Linked DNA regions of Homo sapiens: regions 1 and 2 are each linked to region 3. Evidence: chromatin loops called from intact Hi-C (ENCODE). Cell type or tissue: psoas muscle. All regions are shown on one strand.

What was found. A loop is a pair of places that touch in the nucleus more often than their neighbours do. Peaks named below come from ENCODE experiments on the same cell type or tissue, not always from the same donor. Only the 100,000 strongest peaks of a DNase experiment are listed, where the experiment ranks them.
Region 1: a loop joins it to region 3, with 2.8 times the contacts of the local background. A loop is called at or near these places in 10 of 110 quality-filtered maps.
Region 2: it touches region 3 in a loop (2.4-fold over the local background); 9 of 110 quality-filtered maps call a loop at or near these places.

Annotation. Positions count from the first base shown.
Region 1 is chr16:14,358,858-14,366,857 of GRCh38, reverse strand. LINC02130 (long intergenic non-protein coding RNA 2130) reads left to right here. Exons shown (of 2, transcript NR_131191.1): 2 at 3,563-3,749. Among named protein-coding and RNA genes, the nearest start is that of LINC02130, 7.4 kb to the left of the region's middle. RefSeq lists an enhancer at 2,003-2,504. In psoas muscle, no CTCF peak of the experiment used is centred here; a DNase peak (open chromatin) is centred at 3,973; H3K4me3 peaks cover 885 bases; H3K27ac peaks cover 5,160 bases.
Region 2 is chr16:14,401,258-14,409,257 of GRCh38, reverse strand. No RefSeq gene overlaps it. Among named protein-coding and RNA genes, the nearest start is that of LINC03107, 23 kb to the left of the region's middle. RefSeq lists enhancers at 2,523-2,602, 3,057-3,558 and a silencer at 3,333-3,532. In psoas muscle, no CTCF peak of the experiment used is centred here; DNase peaks (open chromatin) are centred at 2,897, 3,227, 3,447 and 7,355; H3K4me3 peaks cover 352 bases; H3K27ac peaks cover 4,990 bases.
Region 3 is chr16:14,525,903-14,533,902 of GRCh38, reverse strand. The region is part of intron 21 of PARN (poly(A)-specific ribonuclease); the gene reads left to right. LOC107984865 (a long non-coding RNA gene) reads left to right here. Exons shown (of 2, transcript XR_001752089.3): 1 at 1-2,849; 2 at 2,986-3,326. Among named protein-coding and RNA genes, the nearest start is that of PARN, 100 kb to the left of the region's middle. RefSeq lists an enhancer at 977-1,726. In psoas muscle, a CTCF peak has its summit at 4,593 (motif pointing right); a DNase peak (open chromatin) is centred at 4,622; H3K4me3 peaks cover 1,191 bases; H3K27ac peaks cover 4,397 bases.

The DNA of each region.
Region 1 (8,000 bases), 170 kb after region 3:
TATTTTTAATGGAGATAGCGGGATTTCACCATGTTGACCAGGCTGATCTCGAACTGCTGACTTCAGGTGATCCACCCTCCTTGGCCTCCCAAAGTGCTGGGATTACAAGCATGAGCCATGCTGCCTTACGTTTTTTTTTTTTACTTTTTGAGACAGAGTCTCACTCTGTTGCCCGGGCTGCAGTACAGTGGTACAATAATGGCTCACTGCAGCCTTGACCTCCTGGGCTCAAGTGATCCTCCCGCCTCAGCCTCCCAGGTAGCTGAGGCTACAGGTACGCACCACCATGTCCAGCTAATTTTTAATTTTTTGTAGAGATAGGGTCCTGCCATGTTGCCCAGGCTGGTCTCAGACTCCTGGTCTTAAGCAATTTGCCTGCCTCAGCCTTCCAAAGTGCTGAGATTGCAGGCGCGAGCCACCATGCCCGCCCCAGATAGCCATTTTCTACCCTGTGTTTCCATCCCAGCAAGTGTTCAAGCTATAAACATGCTTTGGGTTTTTTTGCTTGCTCGTTTTTTAGTTATTTATTTATTTATTTTGAGATGGAGTTTTGCTCTTGTTGGCCAGGCTGGAGTGCAATGGCATGATCTCGGCTCACTGCAACCTCTGCCTCCCGGGTTCAAGCGATTCTCCTGCCTCAGCCTCCCAAGTAGCTGGGTGGCCATCACCACGCCCAGCTAATTTCATATTTTTAGTAGAGACGGGGTTTCACCATGTTGGCCAGGCTGGTGTAATCCCAGCACTTTGGGAGGCCAAGGTGGGCAGATCATGAGGTTAGGAGATCGAGACCATCCTGGCTAACACGGCGAAACCCTGTCTCTACTAAAAATACAAAAAATTAGCTGGGCGTGGTGGCGGGCGCCTGTAGTCCCAGCTACTCAGGAGGCTGAGGCAGGAGAATGGTGTGAACTCAGGAGGTGGAGCTTGCAGTGAGCCAAGATTGCGCCACTGCACTCCAGCCTGGGCGACAGAGCGAGACTCCGTCTCAAAAAAAAAAAAAAAAAAAAAAAAAAAAAAAGAAACAACTCCTGACCTAAGGTGATCCACCCGCCTTGGCCTCCCAAAGTACTGGGATTACAGGCATGAGCCACCGCACCCAGCCTTGTTTTTTTTTTAAATAAAGAGACAGGGTCTTGCTCTGTCACCCAGGCTGGAATGCAGTGACGTGATCACAGCCCACTATACCCTCAAACTCCTGGGCTTGAGCCATCCTCCTCCCTCAGCCTCCCGAGAAGCTGAGTCTGTAGGCAGATGCCACCACATGTGGCTAATTTTTAACATTTTTTGGAGAGGCAGGATCTCATGATGTTGCCCAGGCTTTTCTCAAACTCCTCGCCTCAAGCCATGCTCCCGCCTCAGCTGCCCAAAATGTTGGGATGACAGGCATGCGTCACTGCACCTGGCCTCAACATACTTTAAACTTTAAAATAACACTTTCTGGGGGCGGGTTTGAACTAAGTGCTTTACCTGCAGATGTAAATGGCAGCTCCTCAACCTAATGACTGTGTAACCTCGGGAAAGTTTATCAATCTCTCCGAACCTTAGTTTCTCATCTGGCAAATGGGGGTAGTAACAGCACCATATATTGAAGGATTTAATGCATATAGAGCCCTTAGCGCAGGGCCTGGCACCAAGTTGGCCCCGGGCACGGCCATAGCCACTTCGCCTGACCGTCAAGGCAACCTTGTGAGATTCGTGTTGTCATCAGGCCCATTTTCTAGTTGACAAAACTGAAGCCCCAAGCAAGTAAGTGCTTCCCCCGAGGTTAAGTCATCATTTAAAAATCCTGAAATAATGGCGCCATCAAGGGGTTCAGGTGGAGTGACCACCACAGCCCCTCCCGTCCCCTCACCACACTGAGGGCTCTCGGCCCCCCTGCAGTGACGTCCCCACTCCCAGCCTTCCCTGGCCCAGAAGCCCACTCCTCTCCAGCCCCCGACTCTGGGGCAGCCCAGGGAGCCTGTGCTGCGAATGCCACCTCTTCTTGGGAGCTTTCCCCTCCCTATGACCCTGTCCCATTGTGAGCCATCATAGTCATTACCCAACTCCACCCCACCCAGTTTCCAGGAAGTTCAAAGCAGCCCTGGACCCCTTTCCGCCCTGCCCTGCAGGTGTCCTGACACACATGTGACCTGGCGTGGCCAGATTCCACGAGGGTGTTTAAGCGTTATTTATTTGCTTTACCGCACATGTGGACACACAGCCGTCTGCAAGAATTCCTGGGCTGAGCAGCGTGAGTCAGCGCTCCGGTGCATGCCTGCGTGCGGGTGTCTGGGTGTACGTGAGCCCACCCATGCATATCGGCTTGGTAGAGTTACATCTTCATTATGGAAAATTTCAAAAATGCACAGTGGAGAAGACCGAGCCGCCATTCCGGCATCCCCGCCCTTGCTTCGGCAGCAGAAGCACTTTACCACTCTAGTTTCACCTCTTTGCAGGCTCCCTCTCCGGCCTCTTCCCTCTCTTGGCTGGAGTATTTCAAAGCGAATTGCCGACATCATACCATGCATGTCATTTTTTAAAACTTTAAATTTTGAAATCATAATAGATCCACAGGAAATTGCAGAGATTACCCAGTGGCCCTGTGTACCCCTCACCTATTTCCCCCCAATGGCTACATCTCACATGATCTACAATATCCAATGTCCAATATCATTATCTGTCATATCAAAACTTGGCAATTGACATTGGTATTAATAGAAAGCGCGTGTATAGTTTTTGGTTTTTACTATTTTGAGACAGAGTCTCTCTCTGTCACCCAGGCTGGAGTACAGTGGTGCAATCTCCGCTCACTGCAACCTCTGCCTCCTGGATTCAAGCAATTCTCATGCCTCAGCTTCCAGAGTAGCTGGGATTACAGGCGCCCACAACTACAACCAGCTCATTTTTGTATTTTTTTTTTTGGACAGAGTCTCGCTCTGTCACCCAGGCTGGAGTGCAGTGGCGCAATCTCGGCTCACTGCAAGCTCCGCCTCCCGGGTTCATGCCATTCTCCTGCCTCAGCCTCTCTAGTAGCTGGAACTGCAGGCACCTGCCAACACGCCTGGATAATTTTTTTGTATTTTTAGTAGAGACGGGGTTTCACCGTGTTAGCCAGGATGGTCTTGATCTCCTGACCTCGTGATCTGCCCGCCTCAGCCTCCCAAAGTGCTGGGATTACAGGTGTGAGCCACCACACCTGGCCTCATTTTTGTATTTTTAATAGTTATAGGGTTTCACCATGTTGGCCAGGCTGGCCTTGAACTCCTGGCCTCAAGTGCTCTGCCCACTTTGGCCTCCCAAAGTGCTGGGATTACAGGGGTGAGCCACCGCTCCAACCTGCATGTATAGTTTTATGCTGTTTTGTCTGTGTAGATTCACACAAACCACCATTGCAACAAAAAACAGAATCACCCTATCACCACCAAGATCCCCAGGCAGTCACACTCACCCCATTCCCCCACTGTCCCTGCCCCCCAGCAGCCATTAATCTGGTCTTCATCTCTGTAACTTTGTCATTTGAGAATGCTATAGAAATAGAATCATCCAGGATGTGACTTTTGAGGTTGGCTTTTTTCCCCAGGCAGCATAAACACCCTTGAGATCATCCAAGTAGTGGCGAGTATCGGCAGCTCATTCGTCTTATTGCTCAGTGGTGTTCCGCGGTGTGGAGGGGCCACGGTTTGCTGAACCGGTCGACTATCGAGAGGCATCTGCGCTGTTTCCAATTTGGAGCTGTTATGAATAAAGCTGCTACAGGTTTCCATGTGGACATCAGCTTTCATTTCTCTGGGATAAATGCCCAGGAGTGTGATTGTATAAATGTCTAAGTTTATATTCAGTTTTCAGGAAACAGACAAGCTCTTCTCCAGAGCGGCTGTGCGGGCGGATCATTGTCGGGGAGAGGGGGGCGGAAAGTGAAGTATTTGTTGCTGGGGGCCCAAGGAGCTGGCCCTGGTGACCCTGAGCAGCCCGCGTTCGGCTCACACTACGCAGCACTCACCGTGCCCTGGGTGCTGTGCTGTTACAGCATGTGACCCCTGTTACAGGATATTTAGTCCCCACTTTACAGAAGAGAAAACTAAAGTTAGCAGGCTGAGCAACTGGCCCCAAGCCACTGCTAGCAAGTAGGAGCATCAGAATTCAAATCCAGGTCGGGCGCAGTGGCTCACGCCTGTAATCCCAGCACTTTGGGAGGCCGAGGCGGGTGGATCACCTGAGGTCAGGAGTTCAAGACCAGCCTGGCCAACATGGCGAAACTCCGTCTCTACTAAAAATACAAAAATTAGCCAGACGTGGTGGCAAGCACCTGTAATCCCAGCTACTCGGGAGGCTGAGGCACGAGAATTGCTTGGACCCAGAAGGCGGAGGTTGCAGTGAGCCGAGATCTTGCCACTGCATTCCAGAGTGGGCAATAGAGCAAGACTCTGTCTAAAAAAAAAAAAAAATTTAAATTCAGGCTGGGCGCAGTGGCTCACGCCTGTAATCCCAGCACTTTGGGAGGCCGAGGCGGGCAGATCACTGGAGGTCAGGAGTTGGAGACCAGCCTGGGCAACATAGTGAAACCCCGTCTCTACTAAAAATACAAAAATTAGCCGGGCATGGTGGTGCAAGCCTGTAGTCCCAGCTACTCAGGAGGCTGAGGCACGAGAATGGCTTGAACCTGGGAGGCAGAGGTTGCAGTGAGCTGAAATTGCACCACTGCACTCCAGCCTGGACGACAGAGCGCGACCCTGTCTCAAAAAAAAGAAGAATTCAAATATAGCCCCATTGGGGTTGATATTCAACCTTGTTGGGTGGCAAGAATTGGTGCTGAATGTTTTGGGGAGACAGTGGATAGACCAGGGGAGTCGGGGGGAAGTCCCTGGCATGAGGAATACAGACCCCACTGACAGGAGGGGAGAAAGGGGCCTGGCTTCTTCTCTCTCCTGGCCAGGCTGACCCAGCTCCTGCCCCCTGATCTTTGCCTGATGTCCCTCCTCTCTCCGTCACAGGGGAAGCTGTTGTTCTGTTGCTCCTGGGTCCCCTTGGTCTCGACATGTGCATCTGTCTTCCCTGGCACTCAGTCCTGTGGGGGAGAATCCTTACCCAGCCCCGTCTGCACCTAGAACCTCCAGCATCCCCATCGTCTTGGGAAGCGGGGGTAACACAGAAAACTTACTCTTTGTTCTTCATCCCACCCTGCAGCAAGCTCTGAGTCTGCACCCTCTTTGTGGGGTTTTGGTCTGGTGAGGGGCTATTGGTGGTGAGGATGGCGATGCCTACCCTCTGCTGGGCTCAGTGGCTGGCGCTTGAGTATATGATCTCACGTGACTGGCATGACTGCCCTGCAGCAGGTGTTATTACTGCTGCTTTAGAGACACACAGTGGGGGGCTCAGCTAGATGAGGCTCATCGAGCTCGCAAGTGGCAGAGCTGGGATTTGAAACCATGTCCATCCGACCCCAAAATCTGAGCTAAGCAGTTAGGAAGGGTGTTTGTTTGTTTGTTTGTTTGTCTCCCTCTGTTGCCTAGGCCGGTGCACAGTGGCGTGATCTCAGCTCACTGCAACCTCTGCCTCCCAGGTTCAAGTGATTCTCCTGCCTCAGCTTCCTGAGTACCTGGGATTATAGGCATGCATCACCACACATGGCTAATTTTTTGTATTTTTAGTAGAGACAGGGTTTCACCATGTTGACTGGTCTTGAACTCCTGACCTCAAGTGAGCTGCCTGCCTTGGCCTCCCAAAGTGCTGGGGTTATAGGTGTGAGCCACCGTGCCTGGCCCTGGAAGGGTGTCTTGTCAATGCTGCTGGAGAGGGCTTGTCTTTCATGCCCAGGATGGGGCAGCCTGGGACTCAGGCACAGGTTGCCCAGCTGCCTGGCTGTGAGTCCTCAGGGATCCAGGTGCCCTTCAACAGGGACCTCACTCTGCTCAGGAGCCACTGGAGCAGCTCCGTGTGAACCCCATGGTTCTGCTCTGCTCTGCCCACGGCTCTTGGGTGAAGCCTCTACTCTGGCCTGAGGTCCCAGGCCTGCCCTTAAGTCACATCTCACCCTCCTAGCTGTGTGAGCCCAGGCAGGCGGCTCAGGCTCTCTGAGCCTCCTCACCTCTTCCAGGAGGGGAAATCAGTCTTTTCCATTTCAGGAAGGCCCAGCCGTGGATACTCTGTTGACCCGAAAGACACTAAGTGGTCAGAAGGGGGATGTTGAGCCTGGTGGGTAAGGTCCCTGTACCCCTAGCCCCAGCCCTGGTCCCTACACACAGTGTGACCCAGAACAAGTGGCTTTAGCTCTGGGCCTCCTTTCCCACTTAGCAAAGATGGCCCTTCTGACAGGTTTGCATAGCTGGCCCAGGAGGCGGCTTTTTGTGAATCATGAGGTGCTACACGTGTGTGAAGCTTTTCTGGTTCATCAAGCTACAAGCTTGGGACTGTGTATTTTTTATTTGAGTCTGCTTCTTTTTTGTGGCTCTGATTTTTGTTGTTTATTTAATTTTTCTGTAGAGCCGGGTTCTCAACTATGTTGCTCAGACTGGTCTCAAACTCCTGGGCTCAAATGATCTGCCTGCCTCTGCCTCCCAAAGTTCTGGGATTACAGGTGGGAGCCACTATATCCAGCCTGATGTTTTTTTTTTTTTTTTTTTTAGACGGGGTCTCACTCTGTCACCCAGGCTGGAGTGCAGTGGCATGATCTCAGCTCACTGCAACCTCTGCCTCCTGGGTTCCAGCGATTCTCTTGCCTCAGCCTCCTGAGTAGCTGGGACTACAGACACCCGCCACTACACCCAGCTGATTTTTAATAGAGACGGGGTTTCACCATATTGGCCAGGCTGGTCTCAAACTCCTGACCTTGTGATCTGCACACCTCGGCCTCCCAAAGTGCTGGGATTACAGGCGTGAGCCACTGCGCCTGGCCCTGATTTTGTTTTTTAAGGCTTAGCTGGGCAAGTGTATTTCTAGTCAAATTACAGTATCTGTACAGCTGGAGGAGTGGGGAACAGGATCCCTTCCTCCATTCGCTTGCTTTGGTTTGATGTTTCCTGAGCATCTGTTGTGTGCCAGGCCCAGTGCTGGGATGGAGAAAGAAGCCAGGCAGGGCGTCAGCCCTAGAGGTGCCCATGGTCCCCTGGGGTATCAGGAGTAAACAGCCCATCCAATCCAGGGTGACGTGCACAGCAAATGAGGGGTGTTGCAGGAGGGAACCTGACCACCCTCCAACACCAGGCTAGGTGGAAGAGGGCTGATCAGGGAACTTCCTGGAGGCACAGGAACCCCAGATGAGTTGTAAGAGATTGAGGGGATCTGGGTAGGCAGAGAAGTAGAGAGGGGACCTTCCAAGCAGAGGGAACAGCATGAGCAAAGGCTGGGGTGTGAATTGCAGGTGTGTGAATTGCCCAAATCCCCTCCCCAGGGCTCTTCCTGCTGGGTGATGAGGTTCACCTTAATACTGGGCTGCTCCTACCACACCCAGTTTGCACCTTGGACCAGTGAGTTGTCCTTCTCTGTCCTAAAGTTTTCCAAAACCATCCAGCCGTTTGTCTGTCTGGCTATCTATTATCTATTCATTGATCTATTCACCCATCCATCTATTAATTCATTTATCTATGCATGTATTCATCTGTCTCTTCATTTGTCATCTATCCATCCACTTATCCATCCATATAATCCAGCCATTTATTTATAAAGCATTCATCCATCTATCCATTTGTCTATCCACCCATGCATCCACCTGTGTATCCATCTAATCATCTGTTTCTCCATGTCTCTGCTTGCCTGTCCATCCATCCATCCATCCATCCATCCATCCATCCATCCATCCATCCGTCTGTCTGTCCATCCACCTATTTATCCAGCCAGCAACACATCCAACAAATATCTGTTGAGTGCTGACAATGTGCCAAGATCTGCTGGGCAGAGCCTTGCTGGGGAGGTGCAGGGGAAGTGATGAGCAGATGTGGGCTGAGGTTTGCCTCACTCCCTGCCAGGGCCCTGCCCAAAATGGGCACAGACTTGCCCCGGGGGTTCCTCCCCGTCCTGGGCTG
Region 2 (8,000 bases), 120 kb after region 3:
AGCAATTCTCCTGTCTCAGCCTCCTGAGTAGCTGGGATTACAGCTGTGCACCACCACACCTAATTTTTGTATTTTTAGTAGAGATGGAGTTTCATCACGTTGTCCAGGCTGGTCTCGAACTCCTGGCCTCAAGCGATCCACCTGCCTCAGCCTCCCAAAATGCTAGGATTACAGGCGTGAGCCACCATGCTTGGACCTAGCCACAATTATTTAATACCAGGGCTCCCTGCCATTGCTCCCCAGAGCTGGGAGAAGGTCTCAGGAGCATATTGGGTCAGGTATGTGTGGAAAGGCCCTCCAGGCTCAAATCCACACTGGGCCTGCTCTGTGCCCTGACTCCAAGCTCCAGGAGCCCTCAAAGGTGGCAGCTCCACTGCTCATGAGCCAAGCTTAGGGACCGGGGCCCTTCCTAGCAGCCAGAAAGAGCCTTATTCTTAGTTGTTTTTTTTTTTTTTTTTTTTTTTTTTTGTAGAGACAGAGTCTGGCTCTGTTGCTCAGGCCAGAGTGCAGTGGTTCGATCATAGCTCACTGCAACCTCAAACTCCTGGGTACAAACAATCCTCCTACCTCAGCCTCCTGAGTAGCTGGGACTACAAGCGTGCACCATCACACCTGGCTAATTTTTATATTTTTAATTTTTAATTTTCTGTAAAGACAGGGTCTTGCTATGTTGCCCAGGCTGGTCTCAAACTCCTGGCCTCAAGCGATTCTTCTGCCTCGGCCTCCCAAAGTGCTGTGATTACAGGCATGACCCACTGTGCCTGGTTCTGTTTTTAGTACCAAGGGCCCTCATACCCCCTGTCTCTTCTTGGGACTCTGCCAAGTCCCAGGCTCCTTCTCAGCCTTGGGGACGGTACCCAGATCAGCACCTCCACTTCCATCTCCCCACCTCACCCCAAACCCTTCCCTCTGGCATCTAGAGCCATCCTAAAGTTTCTCTTCTTGAGTCTAGCCCTCCTGGGTATGCTTGGGGACTGAAATGCTCAAACTGGCCTCACCTCTTGACACTGTAATTGTTCCTTATCTCCCATTAAACAGGAATCCTGCTTTGTGTAGTTCAGTGCCTGCTGCCAAGTCAGAGCTGTGACCTCAATGAAAGTGGCCCAGCCACAGCAAACCTCAGTTTCCATAACAGTCCTGGGATCCAATGTGGCTTTCACACTACATGTCACTTCACTCTGTTATCTCTGACAGAAAACCAACTCAAACTGGCTTAAGCAAAAAGGGTACTCACTGGGCCATGTAACCAAAAAGTGTAGGCATACATGTGGCTTCAGGAATGGCTGGATCCAGGCACTCACATGTGGCATCGGGAGTCCCTCTCCTGGCTGTTGGTTTCAGTTTTCTCTGCAGGGGTTTCATTCAAGCACTGGTTCCCTCCTCATAGTGGCAAGGTGGCTGCCCAGGACAAGAGGCTTATAGCCACGGGCTCAGCTACTTAAGGATAAGTTCCATCAGAAGCCCAAGTTGAGGCCGGGCTTGGTGCTCACACCTGTAATCCCAGCACTTTGGGTGGCCGAGGTGGGTGGATCACTTGAGGTCAGGAGTTCGAGACCAGCCTGGCCAACACAGTGAAACCCTGTCTCTACTTAAAAAAAAACAAAACAAAACAAAAAAAAAAACCATGAAAATTAGCTGGGTGTGGTGGCACGTGCCTGTAATCCCAGCTACTTGCAAGGCTGAGGCAGGAGAATCACTTGAACCTGGCAGGCGGAAGTTGCAGTGAGACGAGATCACGTCATTGTACTCCAGTCTGGGCAACAGAACGAGACTTCGTTGGCAATGACTGGGTCATCTGTCCAGTCCTGAACCGGTCACTGTGTCAGGTAGAAGCATTGTTTGATTGGCCAGGCCTGGGACACACGGCCATCTCCAGACCTAGGAATGGCATCATCTCTACCCAAACCCCGTGAACCAAGAGTTGGGGAGGAGCAAAGCTTCAGAGAAAACTCTGGGCCCTGTCATCAAGCAGAGGAGGAAAGGAGGCCACACAGACTGAGACATCAAGTACCCACTGTGCCCTCACCACCAGCTCCCGCCCTGGCCAGTGCACTCCTGGACCATCTCTCCTCCCCGTCTTGTTCACAGTCACCCTCTCACCCCAGCAGAGATCAGGCCAGGGTACTGGTGGCAAGTGAGTGAAGGGTTTCAGCAAGGGGGTCCCCACCTTCCAGGCACAGTGTAAGTGGACCCCCCACACTTGGGGGCTCTCCTGGGTTGCACAGTGTCCTCTGAAAATTCACATCCACCTGGAACCTGCAAATATGACCTTATTTGGAAATGGAGTCTTTGCAGATGTTGTCAAGATAAGATGAAGTCATACTGTTTTAGGATGGGCCCTCTATATGGCACGACTGGGGTTCTTATACGAAGAGGGACCCTGGCACACAGATGCATACAGGGAGAGTGCTGTGTGATGAGAAAGGCAGAGATTGCAGTGATGCTGCCACCAGCCAAGGAGTCACCATCAGCCAGGAGATGGGCATGGATCTGATTCTCCCTGGGAACCTCCAGAAGGAGCCAACCCTGCCAACACCTTGGTTTTGGACTTCTGTTCCCCGCAACTGTGAGACAATACATTCTGTGGTTTTAAGCTTTATGATAATTTGTTACTGTAGCCCTGGGAAAGGAATACAAGGGTAGACAGACACTGATCAAGTAAGCAAACAAATGTGAAATTGCCCTGTGACAAGGGAGGTGCGGGGTGCCTGTGTTGGGGAAGAATTCTCTGAGACTTGAAGTCAGAGAAGGAGTTAGCTAATGGGGCCGACAGGGTTCTGCACACGCAGCTCACGGCCCAGATCTTGTTGGCCAAGTGTTTTTGCAGGGATTAGGAACTAAGAATGGTTTTGCAAGAAGAACATCACAGGCTGAGGGGACAGCATGGGCAAAGGCCATGAAGTGGGAGGCGCCCTCTGTGAAACCAACAAGCTTTCAGCCACGTGGGTCTCTCTGACGCGTTGCCTCAGCCACAGAGGGCTTTAAAAAGCCCCGAAACTGGACAGGTGTCACTGCCTGTGGCAGTAGCGGCCATTTGGCGCCTGTGGTTTCAACTCCACCCGTTTCACATGTCTATGTTACCAGACTGGCCCCTGAAGGGGATCTGTGTGCCAGGCCCTGACCTGCCGGGCTTTGGAAACATCCTCGACAGTGTCCCCTGACCTGCGCCCCGCCTTGTGGAGTGAGGCCTGGTTGCCCAAGCTGGCTGGGCCGGGCTGTTTGTTGCTTCCAACAAACATAGGAGAGAACGTATGGCTGCTTTTTATTGCCAGTGAGAGTTCCGCGAGGCCTGGCCCGAGATGTGGCTGGCGTGAGGGGTCCCGGACCTGCTGTGCTGGGGACGCACCCAGTTCTGTGTCGCTTGGTCCAGTGAGGACTCGAGCCCCTTGGAGGCGGGGCCTCGGGCTGCAGGGGCGGGGCCCCGAGCCGCCTGGGGGTGGGGCCTCAGGCTCTTTGGGGGCGGGGCCTCAAGCTGTCTGGGGACGGAGCCTCCGGCCGGCTGGGGGCGGGGCCTCATGCCTAAGGGGCGGGGCCTCGAGCTTTCTGGGGGTGGGGTCTCAAGCTTCAGGGTCGGGGCCTGGAGCCGCCTGGGGACGGGGCGATCTGTTGGGGAGGAGGTTCTCGAACTGCTGAGGAGGATCGCAGTGCTTTTGCTTCCTCTAGGAGACCAGCTGCACAGGCTGGAACATGCCATCTCTATGCCTGTTTTCCCGTCGATAAATCCAGAGACATTACTCTCATCATTTCTTCCTCTGTACACAATATTCATATATGTAACCCCTTGGTAAAGCAGTTGTAAGAATTAAACAAGAGGAATTGCTCTTTCATTCAGCAAATATTTTTTGAGCAGCTACTAGATGCCAGGCACTGTTTTAGACGCAAGTGATACTTCAGGAAACATAATCAGACAGACAGACAGACATGCCCTCCTGGAACTGACATTGTAGAACAAGGGTCCGCATCCTGTGGCTCACAGGCCAGATCTGGTTGACCGTCTATTTTTGCATGGACGTTAAACTAAGAATGATTTTTGCATTTTGATTTTTATTTTATGAAAAAAAAAATTGAGGGCTGGGCGCGGTGGCTCAAGCCTGTAATCCCAGCATTTTGGGAGGCCAAGGTGGGTGGATCACCTGAGGTCAGGAGTTCAAGACCGCCCTGGCCAACATGGGGAAACCCTGTCTCTACTAAAAATACAAAAATTAGCCGCCATGGTTGTGGGCACCTGTAATCCCAGCTACTTGGGAGGCTGAGGCAGGAGAATCGCTTGAACCCGGGAGGTGGAGGTTGCAGTGAGCCGAGATGGCGCTACTGCACTCCAGCCTGGGCAACAAGAGTGAAACTTTGTCTCAAAAATAATAAAATTAAAATAAAATAAAAAAGAGTGGTCTCTGGAACAATAGCTCAGTATCACCTGGACATCTGTTAGAAATCCAGACCTACTGAACCAGAATCTGTATTTTAGCAAGACCCCCAGGTGATCTGTGTGTACATTAAAGTGTGAGATGTTTTTGTAGCAACACGCATGGAACTAGAGGTCATTATCTTAAGTGAAATAAGCCAGATACAGAAAGACAAATATTGCATGTTCTCACTCCCAAGTGGGTGCTAAAAAATGCATACACATGGCTCCACAGAGAGTGGAATAATAAATAATGGAGATTCAGAAGAGTGAACGTGAATTTTGGCAGTTCATCCACCGCTGTGAATCATAAGAAATAGTTTAATGGCTGCCAGGTGAGGTGGCTCACACCTGTAATCTTAGCACTTTGGGAGGCCGAAGCAGGAGGATCACTTGAGCCCAGGAGTTCAAGACCAGCCTGGGCAACATGGCAAGACCCCATCTCTACAAAAATTGCAAAATATTAGCTGGGCATGGTGGCACCAACCTGTAGTCCCTGCTACTCAGGAAGCTGAGATGGGAGGATCGTTTGAGCCTGGGAGATAGAGACTGCAGTGAGCCATGATTGCACCACTGTACTTCATCCTAGGTGACAAAGTGAGAACCTGTTTAAAAAAACAAAAATAGGCTTGGTGCGGTGGCCCATGCCTGTAATCCCAGCACTTCAGGAGGCTGAGGCAGGCGGATCACCTGAGGTCAGGAGTTCGAGACCAGCCTGGCCAACATGGCGAAACCCCGTCTCTACTAACAGTACAAAAATTAGCCGGGCATGGTGGTGGGCGCCTGTAATCCCAGCTACAAAGGAGGCTGAGGCAGGAGAATAGCTTGAACCCTGGAGGTGGAGGTTGCAGTCAGCCGAGATCGAGCCTGCACTCTAGCCTGGTGACAGAGCGAGACTCTGTCTCAAAAAAACACAGCAGCAACAACAACAAAAAGAAATCACTGAATGGGTACAATGTATGTGATCGGGATGATGGAGATCCTAAAAGCCCTGACCTGACTATTACACAATCTACGCATGTAATGAAATTGTATTTGTACCCCATAAATTTATGTAAATACAGAATTTTAAAAAGTGTGAGTTGTGCAGGTCTAAAATGATGCAGAATGCTCAGCACAGGCCTGACACTTAGCAAGAGCTCCATGAATATTAGCTAATGTGGTGGATGGACTCATGGTCCCCCAAAGAGGTCCACATCCTAATCCCCAGAACCCGTGAAAGTGCTAATTTACATGGTAAAAGGGGCTTTGCAGGTGTGGTCAAATTAAGGCTCCTGAGATGAAGGAATTCACCTGGATTATCCCTGAGGGGCCAAATGATGTAATCACAAGGGTCTTTTTTTTTTTTTTTTTTTTTTTTTTTTGAGACAGAGTCTCACTCTGTTGCCCAGGCTGGAGTGCAGGCTTGATCTCGGCTCACTGCAACCTCTGCCTCCTGGGTTCAAGCGATTCTCCTGCCTCAGCCTCCCGAGTAGCTGGAATTACAGGCGTGCACCACCATGCCCAGCTACTTTTTGTATTTTTAGTAGAGATGGGATGTCACCATGTTGCCCAGGCTGGTCTCGAACTCCTGACCTCAGGTGGCCTCGGCCTCTCAAAGTGCTGGGATTACAGGCATGAGTCACCACACCTGGCCCACAGTGGTCCTTATAAGAGGCGGTGGGTGGGGCAAGAAGAAACGTGACATGTGAGGCTGGAAGCAGAGGGTGGAATGCATGCTTTGAAGGTGGAGCCACCTGCTTTGTAGGGGTCCTGTAGCATCTGGAAAAGACAAGGACTCAGATTCTCCCTCAGAACCCCCTGGAGGAACCAAGCTCTACTGACACCTTGATTTTAGACGTCGGACCTCTGGAACGGTAAGAGAATAAATGTATCTTTTTTTAAGTCACTAAGTTCGTGGAAGCTTGTTGGAGCAGCAATACAGAATGAATATAGCTGCCATTCTTACTGTTATCCTGTTTGTCGTAGGCTGGCTCTGCCATCTTCCTATTCAGTTGTTTCAGGCAAGTTACTGAGTCTCTCTGAACTTGAGTTTTCTGCTCTGTAAAATGGAGACAAGAAGTTTTCCTACTTCTGGTCAAATGAGATAATGCACTTAAAGTGACTCCAGCTGTCATGATTGTTGTTGCTCTTGTTTAAGTAAAGGCAGTGGCCATGGCTGGCTGTGTGTGACCTTGGGCAAGTTATGTGACTTCTCTGAACTTTAGTTTCCCCGCCTACAAAGTGGGGGTCATGACAGCATCTACCTCCTGAGGCTGTCGTGAAGCTGGAAGGAGACCCTAAGCATAATTTCTGGGTCCATGCCTCGCTGGAGGACGCAGGTGTAATTCTGGCCAAATTGGAGAATGTGATCTCTAAACTGGGTGGGACCCTCTAAGCTGTCCTGACTCGGGTCATCTGTGCTGGATCACAGCCTCAGCCTGGCTGGCAGGGGAGTAGATCATTCCTATTCCCTTTGCCTCCCCAGCTCTTCCCAAGTGGACACCACAACCCCATTGCGTTTTTTAGGGACGGAGTCTCCCTCTCTCACCCAGGCTGGGGTGCAGTGGTGTGATCTCGGCTCACTGCAACCTCCGCCTCCTGGGTCCAAGCGATTCTCCTGCCTCTGAGTAGCTGGGATCACAGGTGCACGCCACCACTGCCGGCTAATTTTTGTTTTTTCAGTAGAGATGGGGTTTCACCATGTTGGCCAGGCTGGTCTCAAACTCCTGACCTCTAGTGATAAGCCCGCCTTAACCTCAAAGTGCTGGGATTACAGGCGTGAACCACCGCGCCTGGCCCCCATTACCTTTTGTTGTGACTGCAGCAGACTCACTGGGGGGCTTCTGTCCCCAGAGGGCGGGGAGCTCAAGCTAGTTCATAGAGGAGGGGCAGGGGCCATTGGGCTGGGGCGGGGCCTGGATATCCTGACACGAGGGTCCTTCCTGTGCTGAGGTTCCGGACTGAGGCGGGAGTCAGTCTGAAGCCTGGCTGTGGGGCTTGGCGTCTATCCAGGCTGGAGTTGGCTCCCTCGGAGTGTGTGTCTCACTGGATTGGATCTGTCTGTGTCTTGGGGGTGTTCTTTAAAGGGAAGAACCTGACAGACTTCACACTACAGTGCCCCGTGCAGGGCCTGGCACACAGAAAATATCTATTGGACCAGTGAATGCATAACCCAAGGGACTGAACGTCCCCAGTGCAAACCAGAAGGGAGTTTGTGTCAGTGGGGAGTCTCCCAGGCCCCAGTAAAGGCTGGTTGACCACGTCCTCCCTAAGCTCTGGGTGTTGCCGAAGTGGCCTTGCTGCTCTGAAAACAACTGTGTGCATCTCAGCCTTGCCTCTCCCGGAGGATGGCCTCTCACTTCCTACGAGACCAGGACTGCAGCCTCGGAGAGGTTTGAGGGTGTGCCCAGGGCTACACACTTAGAGTGAGTTTGGGGCGTGAGGCAAGGATTTGTGTGTTGGCTGCCCGGCTAAGCACCTGGACAGTGTTCCGTAGGAAAAGAGAGCTGTTAAAGAATTTGTTTCTACCTCTTTTTCTTCTTGGTTTTGTTACTTTCCCCCAACATTTTATTATGAAAATTTTGAAACAGCAACATCAACTCACTAACATTTTACT
Region 3 (8,000 bases):
GAATTTAGATGTGGAAGATGAAATAATTGGCTTTCCATTCAAGGAATCAGTGTCTTGTGGTGCAGGCAGGTGTGTAGACAACCAGTGCATCAGTGGCTACTGAGTGTTGTGATAAAGGGAAGATCCTGGGGAGAGTGAACTGGCTCAAACTGGCAGGAAGATGCAGAAGAGGGTCACCAGGGAAGGCTTCCGAGGAGGCGATGGTGATGCCTGTGCTCACCCTCCGGTCATAAGTTGGAGTTGCCTAGTAGAGGAAGGCTGAGAAACCTGTGGTGGATTGTGGGACCAGCACATCCTTTGGCATGACTGAAACAGAGGGCACGTGGAGTGGAGCAGCTGTGGGGCAGCGGGGAGCTAGAACGTGGAAACATGGATTTTACTTGATTTGTTAAAAATCAGAGTTTGGAACCTCTCCCTCTCCCTCTCCCTCTCCCTCTCCCTCTCCCTCTCCCTCTCCCTCTCCCTCTCCCTCTCCCTCTCCGTCTCCCCACGGTCTCCCTCTCTTTCCACGGTCTCCCTCTGATGCCAAGCCGAAGCTGGACTGTACTGCTGCCATCTCGGCTCACTGCAACCTCCCTGCCTGATTCTCCTGCCTCGGCCTGCCGAGTACTTGCGATTGCAGGCGCGCGCCGCCACGCCTGACTGGTTTTCATATTTTTTTGGTGGAGACGGGGTTTCGCTGTGTTGGCCGGGCTGGTCTCCAGCTCCTAACCGCGAGTGATCCGCCAGCCTCGGCCTCCTGAGGTGCCGGGGTTGCAGACGGAGTCTGGTTCACTCAGTGCTCAATGGTGCCCAGGCTGGAGTGCAGTGGCGTGATCTCGGCTCGCTACAACCTCCACCTCCCAGCCGCCTGCCTTGGCCTCCCAAAGTGCTGAGATTGCAGCCTCTGCCCAGCCGCCACCCCTTCTGGGAAGTGAGGAACGTCTCTGCCTGGCCGCCCATCGTCTGGGACGTGAGGAGCCCCTCTGCCTGGCTGCCCAGTCTGGAAAGTGAGGAGCCCCTCTCCCGGCCAGCTGCCCTGTCCGGGAGGGAGGTGGGGGGGTCAGCCCCCCGCCCGGCCAGCCACCCCGTCCGGGAGGGAGGTGGGGGGGTCAGCCCCCCGCCCGGCCAGCCGCCCCGTCCAGGAGGGAGGTGGGGGGGTCAGCCCCCCACCCGGCCAGCCGCCCCTCCCGGGAGGTGAGGGGCGCCTCTGCCCGGTCGCCCCCCCGTCTGGGAGGTGTGCCCAGCAGCTCATTGAGAACGGGCCATGATGACAATGGCGGTTTTGTGGAGTAGAAAGGGGGGAAAGGTGGGGAAAGGATTGAGAAATCGGATGGTTGCCGTGTCTGTGTGGAGAGAGGTAGACATGGGAGACTTTTCGTTTTGCTCTGTACTAAGAAAAATTCTTATCCTGTTTATCTGTGACCTTGCCCCCAACCCTGTGCTCTCTGAAACATGTGCTGTGTCCACTCAGGGTTAAATGGATTAAGGGCGGTGCAAGATGTGCTTTGTTAAACAGATGCTTGAAGGCAGCATGCTCCTTAAGAGTCATCACCACTCCCTAATCTCAAGTACCCAGGGACACAAACACTGCGGAAGGCCGCAGGGTCCTCTGCCTAGGAAAACCAGAGAACTTCGTTCACTTGTTTATCTGCTGACCTTCCCTTCACTATTGTCCTATGACCCTGCCAAATCCCCCTCTGCGAGAAACACCCAAGAATGAACAATTAAAAAAAAAAAAAAAAAAAATCAGAGTTTGAATCTTGTGCCTTGTATAAACTTTGCTGTCATGTTGGTTGGGGGGATTTATTTATTCTTGGTTAAAGCAAGTTTTATATTTTAATTTAATTTAATTTTTTAAGACAGGATCTCACTCTGACAGGGTCAAGCTGGAGTACAGCAGTGCGATCATAGCTCACTGCAGCCTCGAACTCCTGGGCTGAAGCGATCCTCCTGCCTTAGCCTTCCAAGTAGCTGGGACTATAGGTGCATGCAACCATGCCTGCCTTTTTTTTTTTTTTTTTAAAGAAATGGGATCTTGCTATCTTGGCCAGGTTGAATACAAGTTTTAAAATAAAATATTACATCTAACCAGTTTTCATTGAGAAGTCTGGGGCTTTTGAAAGAATTTCCAAGTATTGAGTACGAAGTTGGTCAACCAAATAGAGCTGCCCTTGGAAAGCATGGTTGTTGTCTGGGGGGGCACCCTCATGGCACTCTTTCCCATGTGTGTAGGATGGCATGGTAGCACAAAGTCAAAAGTAGATGAAATTGACGGACGTACCCAAACAGTTTCTATGTATTTTTAAGCATGGTAGAAGGTTAGTCTTTGCATGTACTCTAGTTCACAGCCTTTTCTAAGAGGCTGAGGCCAAATTGAATTTATCTGGGAACCTGCCACATCTATAAATGCTACATAGGGTAATAAATGGGCCATTGGCTTCCAAGAATCAGTGACAGTGCACTTTAGTTCCTAATTTAGAGTTCATGAAAATTATCCCTTGACAAACAGATTGTGAAAAAGGAAACCCTATTAGATGGATTCATCTGTTTTTTTTTTTTGAGATGGAGTCTTGTGCTGTCACTCAGGCTGGAGTGCGGTGGTGTGATCTCACCTCACTGCAACCTCTGCCTCCCTGCAACCTCTGCGTTCTGGGTTCTAGCAATTCTCCTGCCTCAGCCTGCTGAGTAGCTAGGACTACAGGCACTAACCACAACGCCTGGCTAATTTTTGTATTTTTTGATATAGATGGGGTTTCACTCTGTTGGACAGGCTGTTCTCAAACTCCAAGTGATCTGCCTGCTTCAGCCTCCCAAAGTGCTGGGATTACAGGCATGAGACACCACGCCTGGCCTGCCTTTTGACAAATGTAAGCTGTTGTTTCCACAATGATGTGGGAGTGAGTCAAGGTGGGGGATGGATGGATGGATGGATGGATGGATGGATGAATGAATGAATGCATGCATGAATGAATGAATACAGATAACAAGTGTTTTTGTCTTCAGAGGAAGAGGCAATGTCAGTCTGTCCCACCCAGTAGACTTGGCTTCTCTGCATGGGGGCTACATCTTAGTCATTATTCTACATCCTTGGCATTTGGAATGGTGCTGGCACAGAGCTGGAGAGGGCTTTGAGGAGATGCCCTGGTACAGTCCTTGGGAAGGGGCCAATTCTGGGATAGCCGAGAAGAGAGAGGAGCATGGCACCCAACAGAGTGATGAACGAAGGCGGAAGTTTACGACAGTGTTCACCCAGTGAGGGTTGCACTCCCTCACTGGGTTGTGAAGTCATTTGAATGAATGGTGACCAGCATTTTTAATAAAATGGAAGAAGTTAGAAAATGTCAGTGTGTCTTATATAATATAGTTTTTTTTTTTTAATGTAACCTTTTTTTCAGGGTTCTGTACGTACAGATGTATGTGTGTGTACTGGGTTATAATGCACATGGATTTCTTGTTGAGGGTTATGGTAAACAGAGTTTGAACTCAGGCACTTCAGGAGAAACACAGATTAAAGTCCTCATTTAAAGAAGAATTACTCTTTTCCAGGTGTGCAAAGCACTGTGGCGGGTGTTGGTGGGCTGGGGGGAAGCAGAGGTAACTGGCAGAGCTCTCCCTCCTCAGGTGCTGCCTCTCTCTAGAGTAGCCTGGGGCTTGGGATTCCTGTGGACAGCTTCAGGAAGAAATGCTCATTCCTTCACCCTGTGGTCTCCACAGGTCTGGAGGAGACTTCTGTGCTGCTCACCAAGAGAAGGATGTCGTGATTAAAGCACAGTCCTCTCTCTGTCCACCTTGCTTGGCTCTCCTTGAGGGAGCAGGATGAATAGCTTACCTGATGAGCAGAATCAGGAAGAGTCTGACACCCAAGGGCCATTTGACAAGTGGATGGGGCCACTGCATTGAAGAAGGCAGGCCTGGAAACCAGCTGCTGGGGTCTCTTGGAAGCTGAGATTAAGGAATCGTTTAGAGTTCAGAGGCCTCTTGCAGCTGTCATGATGGGGTCTCGTGGTCTGGATTTCTGGATTTCTGTAGGGATGGTATCACCTATAGGAGGAAGCCCCATTTGGACCTCACACTCAAGATCCTTCTCCAGCACAGTCTACCAAGGAGTCCCATGCTTGAGGGGAACAGGAAGGGGATGCCGAGTCCTCATGGGCTCCATAAGAGGATGATAGTCCTCGTTAGAACCATCAGAGGACGATACTCCCTACCTGCCAACGAGTACCAGTGGGAGTGGTTGTTGGGCCAGTGTCTGATACTTTATTGCTGGCCATCAAATTTGGACTTTGTGAACAGCAGAGAACCTTTTTGCACAGCCAGGGGGATGGATGTGACTCTGATGACATGATAAGGAATTTCTTTCATAGGGCGCAGTGGGCTTCAATGTCAGGGCTGAGAGGCTGGAAGTGGCTGCAGTGTGCCCAGAAGTGGAGCAGTAGCCAGTAGTGACCTACAGTTACTATTCCATTACTGATCTGTGAGGGTGTTTAATTGCTACTGACATTGTTCGGATTTTATGGAAACTAGATTTTCAACTTTGCCATCCATCTGGCTTACAAAACTTGAAATGCTCCAGATGTGACTTTGTATCTTAATTCCTTTTCACCAACCAGAAGGTGGTGCTGTCGTGCTGGCAACCAATCTACCTTTCCAACGCCAAGTAAAACATTGAAATGCTTATTCATGCTAAGTAATGTGGACAGACTTAGCATTCGGATTCGACAGCGTACCTCTCCTGTAGTTGTGGGGAAGCCTTTAGAGTCCGGAGCTGGAGAAGCCTGGCAGAGGGGCCTTGGTTAGGCACTCGCTCAGGGCCACCTTTGCACTCACGGTGAAGTGACACTTTTATAGGAGTCAGGGCGAAGATGTCTGCTGAGTGCTGCTTGATCTGTGTCCAGTCTTCCATGAAACAGTTAAAGAATTATGACTAGAGATGAGAGAAGTTTCTGTAAAGAGAAAATGTTTTTTCTCTCGTTTCTTGCAGGGAAAGATCTCTACCTAGAGGAAAACTCATGAATCCAGTTTATAAGAAATACTTATAAAGTAATCATTAGTAATTAAAGTGATTAATTGAATACTCAACTAGTTGAAATATCCAAACAATCTCTCGAGTTATTTTAGCCGCTTGAAGGAAATAAAATCGGTGGTGTTTGATGTAACCTGAGTCCTTAGCTCCAGAGGTTAAAGTGGAGAAGAGAAAATTCATTTTACCAGGCTGGGGAGAATTCAGTGAGGTTATGAAGGTAAAGTTCTCGACATAGTGCCTGGCATTAGCTGCTCGGTAAATGTCCACTTTCCCCCCCACATCAGTCTATTCAGAAATCCAGACAATAAAATATCACAGAGTCAAGTTTGTAAAAAAGATGTATTGCTGCATCATGGAGACTGTGTGAGTGTGAAGCTCTTGGTGTTTGTATGATCGGCTTGCAAAATGACAGCATGTCCCTCAGGTAGGGCCATGTTTGTTGCCCTAAGTGACTTGCAGGTCTTCACCTGTCTGTACCTTTTAAACAAGAGACAAAACCTGCTGCCAGAATGATTTTTAGTTGTCTTTCCTTTTCTTTCCCATGGCTTCCTACAGTTGGGTTGCCGTTCTAATTAATCTCTTATCAGTGCAGTCAGGGGTCTCCTTTGGAGCCTCTTGTGGGGGTCCCACTTCAGTAGTTACTAGAGCAGCTTTCTGTTACAGAGGTTAACTTTTGAGTAGGTTCATAAGGAATGTGAGAATTCCACAGGCACAGGAGAAGTTTGCTGTAAGGTGAAGTTGTACTCATTAGGGCTATGGATTTATTCTGACACTCAGTTTGAGCAGCTGGTTTGGGCATGGTTTTAAAAATACAGTCAGTCCTCATTATTCACAGATTCTGTATTTGTGAATTCAGATATTCAATTTTTTGTAACCCACAATTCAGTTTTCACGTGCTTTTGTGGTCATCCCCAGGGATATGCAGGTTGGGAAAATTTTGTATTGCCCAACATGTGCTTCCAGCCAAAGCTGAAGGAGACTGCACTCTGCCTTCCAGTTTCTGCTCTTGGGCTGTAAACACGGCTCCTTTTCACAGGCTTTTAGTGCCAGTTTTTTGTTTTGAATTTTTGTCCTTTTTATTAGTGATTTTGCTGTTGAAAATGACCCCAAAGCATAGTGTTAGAGGGATACCCAGTGTTCCTGAATGCAAGAAGGATGTGAGGTGCCTTACAGAGAAAACACGTGTTAGATGAGCTTTGTTCACACATGAGTTAAAGTGCTCTTGGCCATGAGTTCAGTGTTAATGAATCAACAGTATATTAACTAAGATGTCTTTAAACAGAAACACACATAAAACAAGATAATATATTGATCGGTTGATGAACATGTGATCAGAGGTTTGTAGGACCCTAATCTTGTATTTCCCTAGAAACAATGACTCAGCATTTGCTAATTCAGCTTTCATGACGTCAAAAAGAAAAAAATTATGACAGATTTTGTTTAAAAATCTTGATTGGCTTTATTTGCAGTTCTGGAATGGGACAACAACTCATTCCATAAAATAGAATGAGCGTTCCAATGAGCTGGGCAGAGGAGGTTGGTTTTATAGATAGAGAAGGGTTGAAGAAAGCAGAAACAGAAAACAAAAAGCAGATTGGTCATTTCATAGTTGCTTTCCTTGTAAAGGTTAAAGCAGAGGGAACTCAATTTATCATGTCGTCAGGTAAAACTGGCTTGTTTGGAGATTCAGCTGTTTACTCTCATTTGGATTCCCCACAAGGTCATATAGAGAAATTAGTTTCAGCTTGGTGACATGGAACTTTAAGAGTGACTCCATTTCAGTTAGGTCTGTTGGGCCTAGTGCAGGAGCTCAGTCCAAACCATTGACCTCTATACATTTTATTTAACAATGGAGACTTTATAGAATATAGCTGCAAGACTGGAGTGTTTGTTGTTCTCTGCCTTCCTTTCTTCACCAGGGTGTTTGACCCAAAGCCATTAGGAAGAGGATTTCTGGGCTGTCTACTTTTTATTTGCTTTTAAAGGAGAGGTACTCACCTCAGAGCTTCAGGAGAGTCATTCTGGTTCTTGCCTGACAAGAGAAATGCCACAAAAATGGGCTGGCTGCAGGGAGGCCCGGCCACTCCTGGCCCAACTTTAACCCTGGCACAGTGACCGTGGACGGCTCCAAGTACTGGATAGTTAGGCAAATGGAGACATAGGATGGCTACAACTGTTGAATTTGACTTTAATTGAAGATGATGTTGCTTTTTTCTTTTCTTGATAGTTTATTTTCTGCAGATGAATCTCCTTATTGTGGATTACACCCTTGACTTTTCCTTTGTGTGATGAGGTTTGGGAAAACCAGGGATGTATGGTTTACTTTGCCAGCCTGTTCATTTCAGCTGCTTATTAACTTGCATCTTGGCCCCTTTAGAAGGAAGCGGCCTGAGATGGGAGCTGAGTAAAAACAGTGGATGAGGCCGGGCACGGTGGCTCATGCCTGTAATCCCAGCACTTTGGGAGGCTGAGGTGGGTGGATCACGAGGTCAGGAGGTTGAGACCATCCTGGCTAACATGGTGAAACCCCATCTGTACTAAAAATACAAAAAAATTAGCCAGGCGTGGTGGCAGGCACCTGTAGTCCCAGCTACTTGGGAAGCTGAGGCAGGAGAATGGCGTGAACCCGGGAGGCGGAGCTTGCAGTGAGCCGAGATCGCACCACTGCCCTACAGCCTGGGTGACAGAGCAAGACTCCGTCTCAAAAAAAAAAAAAAACAGTGGATGATTTATTTAATTCTTTTGGCAAGTTCTTGGGAAAAGTAACATGTAGAAAATTTGGTTATAGGTGGTGGCTCATGCCTGTAATCCCAGCACTTTGGGAGGCTGAGGTGGGCGAATCACTTAAGGTCAGGAGTTTGAGACCAGCCTGGCCAACATGGTGAAACCCCGCCTCTAAAATACAAAAAAAATTAGCCGGGCCTGGTGGTGCACACCTGTAATCCTAGCTACTCGGGAGGCTGAGGTTGGAGGATTGCTTGAACCCGGGAGGTGG